2 separate regions of the Homo sapiens genome follow, and region 1 is linked to region 2. A link is an interaction called in ENCODE POLR2A ChIA-PET data of the cell type or tissue named here. Cell type or tissue: CD4-positive, alpha-beta T cell. All regions are shown on one strand. Links, peaks and the distances in the headings refer to the core of each region. The heading gives the core; the rest is flanking DNA.

Region 1 (2,912 bases), core at 201-2,700, 430 kb after region 2:
ATTTAAATCATTTATTATTGGTACAGCAGATTTTCAAATATAGGACTAAAGATTCAGATTACTGGTCAGGCGCAGTGGCTCACACCTGTAATCCCAGTGCTTTGGGAGACTGAGGCAGGTGGATCACTTGAGGTCAGGAGTTCAAGACCAGCCTGGCTAACATAGTGAAACCCTGTCTCTACTAAAAATACAACAGTTAGCCAGGCGTCGTGGCGCATGTCTGTAGTCCCAGCTCCTTGGGAGGCTGAGGGCAGAAGAATCACTTGGACCCAAGAGGTGGAGGTTGCGGTGAGCCGAGATTGCTCCACTGCACTCCAGCCTGGGTGACAGAGCGAGACTCCACCTCAAAAAAAGAAAAAAAAAAAAAAAAGATTCAGATTACTCATAAACTAGCTGAACCTTCGTATTTTTTTGTATGAATCCTAAGATTTCCTCTAGAAAATTAGGATCTGAATCAAGTAAGGCAAGGAGAATGGTGTTTTTCTTACATCCATGAAAAAGTCTCCTATGATGATGATAGTGTGGTTATATTAAGTAAAAATAATAACTTTGTTCTGCCAATAGAATAGCTTTTTAAGTTAATTTTTAAATCTTGCCATTTCTTTTTAAGAGAAATACCAGTAGACAGACAAAGCCACTCAAAGTTCAAGTTATGCATTCGTCTATTGTCGCACATCAGAATTTTGGTTTGAAACTTTTGTCTTGGCTGGGAAGTATTATTGGATATTCAGGTAGGTTCATAAAAGTTCATGCCAATTGTCTATTAAAAATGAGCTCAATATGCTGTTGCAAAACTGTTTTGGGAAAACTATCAACTGGAATAATTTCCTGCTTTAATTTTACATTTTAAAATACCATTTCAAAATATCTTTATGCATAGAAGAAAACCTATGTTTAACAAATTTGGTCATACTGGATATTTTTTATATGCACACAAAGGATTCTCTATTCAAATAAATTCAGGAAACATTGGTTTAAACAATTGTAAAGGACATTAATATGCTAATGCAATGCAATGTACATTTCACAAACAATTTTTTTTTAAACTTTTTTTAGTGGAGCATTTTGCAGAACTCTTCTACTGAGTAAGCTGGAAAAATGCTGCTGTAAATAAAAACCTAAGTGATTAGCTGTTTAAACGATAAAACACTAATGTTGATTTATGTGATTTGACTCCAACAACTTTGGTTACCAATAATTTGCAACACTGAAAATTTGTAAATTGGAAGTTACCAATTTGCGTTTTTAAAAAATTTTTGGCCAGGTGCCATGGCTCATGCCTGTAATCCTAGCACTTTGGGAGGCCAAGGTGGGTGGATAACCTGAGGTCAGGAGTTCAAGACCAGCCTGACCAACATGGCAAAACCTCATCTCTACTAAAAATACAAAAATTAGCCAGGCGTGGTGGCATGTTCCTGTAATCCCAGCTACTCAGGAGGCTGAGGCAGGAGAATCACTTGAACCCAGGAAGCAGAGGTTGCAGTGAGCCAACATCACGCCACTTTGCTCCAGCCTGGGCAAAAGAGTGAAACTCTGTTTCAAAAAAAAAAAAATTCCAGAGTCTAGAAATTCGGTCATTTTTCTCTTTATGTAATGGTAAGAATTAAGAATCCTCACATCTGCAACCAAAAATACAAGCCTGGTGTGTAACACTAAAGGGTAAAACAGGGATAGATATAAGCTGTTATGCTATTCTTCAGGCAACACTGTGGATAAGTGACATTCAGATGTTTACTGTAAAGAAAAATTTGAATACATTTGTATTGAAGGGCTTTTAGAAAAGAGCATTACTACACAGAACTGAGAGTTGAAAATATGAAGGTGTGGAAGATTAAGAGAACGCGTTTACTTTAAAAGATAATTTAAAAGTTATCTTTCCAGGCTGACACGGTGGCCCACTCCTCTAGTCATAACACTCTGGGAGGCTGTGGTGGGACGATCCCTCGAGCCCAGGAGTTCATAGACCAGCCTGGGTAATATAGGGAGACCCCATCTCTATCTAAAATTTTTTTTAAAAGAAAATAAATATCTTTACAGTTATTTTTCTTAGTCCTATGTTCTTTATTTTGGTGTTTTCCATTGGATACCTGCATGCCAAGTGTTGTGCTACAGTATTACTGAAGAGTATAATGGAAGTAATGTCCTGCTGAAAATTTTCTTTGAGATATTAATCATTAATAATTTATATATTGCTATTTAATACTTACATAGGTCTTTAGCCTTTTAAAGGATTTCTGTTTGACAGCTTTTATAATTGAAAGTTATTCCATTTTTTTTTTAATTTTGCATGCTTGAAAAAGATGAAAACAGTGATTTAAATTATGAAGTATGGGGCCAGGTGCAGTGGCTCATGCTGGTAATCCCAGCACTTTGAGAGGCTAAGGCAAGTGGGTCACTTGAGCCCAAGAGTTCAAGACCAGCCTGGCCAACATGGTGTGAAACCCCGTCTGTACTAAAAATACAAAAATTAGCCAGGCGTGGTGGTGCATGCCTGTAATCCCAGGTACTTGGGAGGCTGAGGCACAGGAATTGCGTGAACCCAGGAGGCAGAGGTTGCAGTGAGCCAAGATCACATCACCGCACTGCAGCCTGGGTGACAGAGTAAGACTCTGTCTCCAAAAAAAAAAAAAAAAAAAAAAAAAAAACTATATATATATACACACACACACACACACACACACACACGCGCGCACATATATATACACACACACGTACATATATATGTATGCATGTACATATATGTGCGTATATGGGTATGTATATATGTGTATATGTGTATGTGTGTATGTATGTGTGTATATATGTGTGTATGTGTGTATATATGTATGTACGTACATACATACGTATGTATGTACGTACGTACATATATATGTATGTACGTACATATATATGTATGGAACAAATAAGTGTTA
Region 2 (2,912 bases), core at 156-2,655:
TGAAGTTTTATTAGAACTCACCACATCTATTTATTTACGTAGAGAATTGTCTATGGCTGCTTTCACGTAAAATGACAGAGGGTGTTTGGCTGCAAAGCTGCATATTTACTCTTTGGCTCTTTACAGAAAAAGTTTGCCATTTTCTAATAAAAACTAAAAAGTTTTTAGTGCAAGTGCCAGCCCTTGCACTAAAAAATGGTTGTATCTTTGGGTATTGCACCAGATGTGCAGGGCTGGGGAGTACAGAGTGTGACTGGGGAGTGAAACCTGGGGGACAGGCCATTTGCTTTGCTTACTTCAAATGTTTGTCTGGGCTTGGGTTTGTCTGACAATCACACAGGTGCACACAAATCAATGCAAATCTCCATCTGCATTTGAGTACTGATATAGGATGATTTAGGAGAGGCTTTGTCATTCACTAGCTGTTTGGCCTAATCTCTCTCAACTTTGGCTTTGTCATTCAAACTAGAGACAAAAATATTCACCTCTTGGGGGTGGCTTGAGATTAAATGAGTAAAATGAATAAAGCACTCAGCCTAGGAAGTCCATGGAGAGCACTAAGAAAAGTTAGTATTGCTATATATTTTCATTGAATCTAATGCATACCACAATCTTGAAAAGTGCACACTGTCATTCCATTTTATACCTGGGAATACGGAGACTCAAGGTCATGTGACTTATCCAAGGTGATTTAGATCTTTCTGGCACAAAAATCCACACCTTTTCCATTGCCCCTTTTTAGACATTAAAAAAAAAACCTGCAAAAGCAATCCAGCTCATTGTAGAAATTTCCAGCAATACAGAAAGATAAAAAATGAAGAGCAAAAGTATCCTCACCTGGTGTCCCCTCCCCCAGAGGAAACCTCTTTAGCAGTTTTCTTGCTTATTCAAGCTGTGCTGTCTAGGGGCCTCTCTGGGCTCTGTGCTGATGACAGTCCTGGGAGGTGGGTTGGGACTGAATGAGCCCACTGTGGGGTTCAGAGTGTTTAAGGCCTTCCGGGGGCCTCAGCCCCTCAGGCAGCAGGGTGAGAAACTCCCAAAAGCTCACCCAAACCACGCTCCCATCCCTGGGGGTGCAGTTCTTCCTCCTCCCACCTACGCACATGTCTCCCATTTCCCCTAACTGGAAAGGCTCATGCTTGACAATCACAGGGAAGCAGGCAGCGCTCGCTAAAACCCAGATGCCTGTGAACAGACAGCGCCAGCCATTCACACCCCAGTGGATGCTGGCTTATTAGATTTGATTGGCAGCCTCTGGAGTAGGCAGGGTGGGCTATACAGGGCGTCTAGGAAGACAGATAGGTCACGGCGGAGACAGGGCTGGCCCCCTCGCTGCATCTCCGAGGGTCCGGGTCTCCCCTCAGCGTCTCTTGGGGCTTGCCGAGATGGGCGGAGCCTTGGGTTATGATGGGCGGGGCCTGAGGCTGGAGTGAGCGGGGCCCGGATGGGCTCACGGCGGCCGCGCCCCTCGCCCAGGACGGCTACATTGATTTCATGGAGTACGTGGCAGCGCTCAGCTTGGTCCTCAAGGGGAAGGTGGAACAGAAGCTCCGCTGGTACTTCAAGCTCTATGATGTAGATGGCAACGGCTGCATTGACCGCGATGAGCTGCTCACCATCATCCAGGTGCAGAGGGCCCGGCCAGGGCTGGGGGCAGCGGTCTGGGGTGGGACCCGGAACTGAGAGCCCAGGGTTAGAACAACAATCTCAGGATTGAGACAGGATGTGGGACTGAGGATCCTGGTGGCAGCTGTAGGCCTCACCAGCTGCGTGACCCAGGCCACGTTCCTTCCCTTCCTTGGCCTCAGTTTCCTCATCAATACCAAAAGACGATAGAAGTTTGACTCTTGAGTCCCAGCTCTGCCTAGGCCCCCGGGTACCCTGCACTCTACTCCTCACTGCTCTTGGGAGCCGGACAAGCTCTGACCGTCCCCAATCCTACCCCTGAGATAGGATAAGGATGGGCCCCTCTCACTTCTGCCCCTTCTTCCCTCCCAGGCCATTCGCGCCATTAACCCCTGCAGCGATACCACCATGACTGCAGAGGAGTTCACCGATACAGTGTTCTCCAAGATTGACGTCAACGGGGATGGTGAGGGGGCCGAGGAGGGGCTCCCCAGCGGAGGGGTCACCATGGATGTGGGGTCACCAGGGGTGGAAGGTCACTAAAGGAGAGGGTGAGGAAGGGAGGAGAGGCCCAAAGGCCCCCGTGCTGGTCACTTCCTCCACCTGCCTCTGCCCCAGCCACAAAGTTGGCTTTTAGGGGCCCCTGGACCAGAATCTGGGCTCTGGGTTCCTCTGCTTGCTGCACCCGCAGCAGGGGCTCTGACTTCTCCTCACGTGGGCTCTGTCCCTGCCCCTGGCAAGAACCCGGTTCTGTGCTCTGGACTGCAGAAATGAACACCCTCCTCCCCCTGATTCCCTTTCTCTCTACCCCAGGGGAACTCTCCCTGGAAGAGTTTATAGAGGGCGTCCAGAAGGACCAGATGCTCCTGGACACACTGACACGAAGCCTGGACCTTACCCGCATCGTGCGCAGGCTCCAGAATGGCGAGCAAGACGAGGAGGGGGCTGACGAGGCCGCTGAGGCAGCCGGCTGAGTGCACCGCCCGGCTGCTTCTGCACTAGCGGGTGGGGTGGTATGGTGGTGCCTGTTGGTGGTGTTCTTGTCTTAACCCTAGATAGAATCTAATGAACTCAGAGGCTTAGCTCGCCTCTTTAGGGTCCATGGTGGCAGCAGAGAGGCAGAAGTGGGAGTCCAGAGCCAGGAACAGTGAAGGATGGTTCCTGGCCCCTCTGAGTGACAGCTGGTGGCAGCACTCCTTGCTGGGGGGCACTGTTCAACATCCCTCTGCCGTCGGGTGACCCCCTAGCCCTTCTGACTCCTCTCCCAGCTTTTCCCAGCTTTCCCC

Evidence for each region. ChIA-PET counts read pairs that join two places held together with the same protein. Peaks named below come from ENCODE experiments on the same cell type or tissue, not always from the same donor. Only the 100,000 strongest peaks of a DNase experiment are listed, where the experiment ranks them.
Region 1: POLR2A ChIA-PET joins it to region 2 with 7 read pairs; 2 of 35 experiments call an interaction of 5 or more read pairs at or near these places.

What each region holds. Positions count from the first base shown.
Region 1 is chr6:42,611,561-42,614,472 of GRCh38, forward strand. It overlaps UBR2 (ubiquitin protein ligase E3 component n-recognin 2), which reads left to right. Exons shown (of 47, transcript NM_001363705.2): 8 at 611-731. Among named protein-coding and RNA genes, the nearest start is that of UBR2, 49 kb to the left of the region's middle. In CD4-positive, alpha-beta T cell, for the core only: no CTCF peak of the experiment used is centred there; no DNase peak of the experiment used is centred there.
Region 2 is chr6:42,176,804-42,179,715 of GRCh38, forward strand. It overlaps GUCA1ANB-GUCA1A (GUCA1ANB-GUCA1A readthrough), which reads left to right. Exons shown (of 5, transcript NM_001319062.2): 3 at 1,477-1,626; 4 at 1,999-2,092; 5 at 2,440-2,912. The coding sequence ends at 2,600. It overlaps GUCA1A (guanylate cyclase activator 1A), which reads left to right. Exons shown (of 4, transcript NM_001384910.1): 2 at 1,477-1,626; 3 at 1,999-2,092; 4 at 2,440-2,912. The coding sequence ends at 2,600. Among named protein-coding and RNA genes, the nearest start is that of GUCA1A, 4.9 kb to the left of the region's middle. RefSeq lists an enhancer at 2,227-2,912. In CD4-positive, alpha-beta T cell, for the core only: no CTCF peak of the experiment used is centred there; a DNase peak (open chromatin) is centred at 1,408; H3K27me3 peaks cover 197 bases.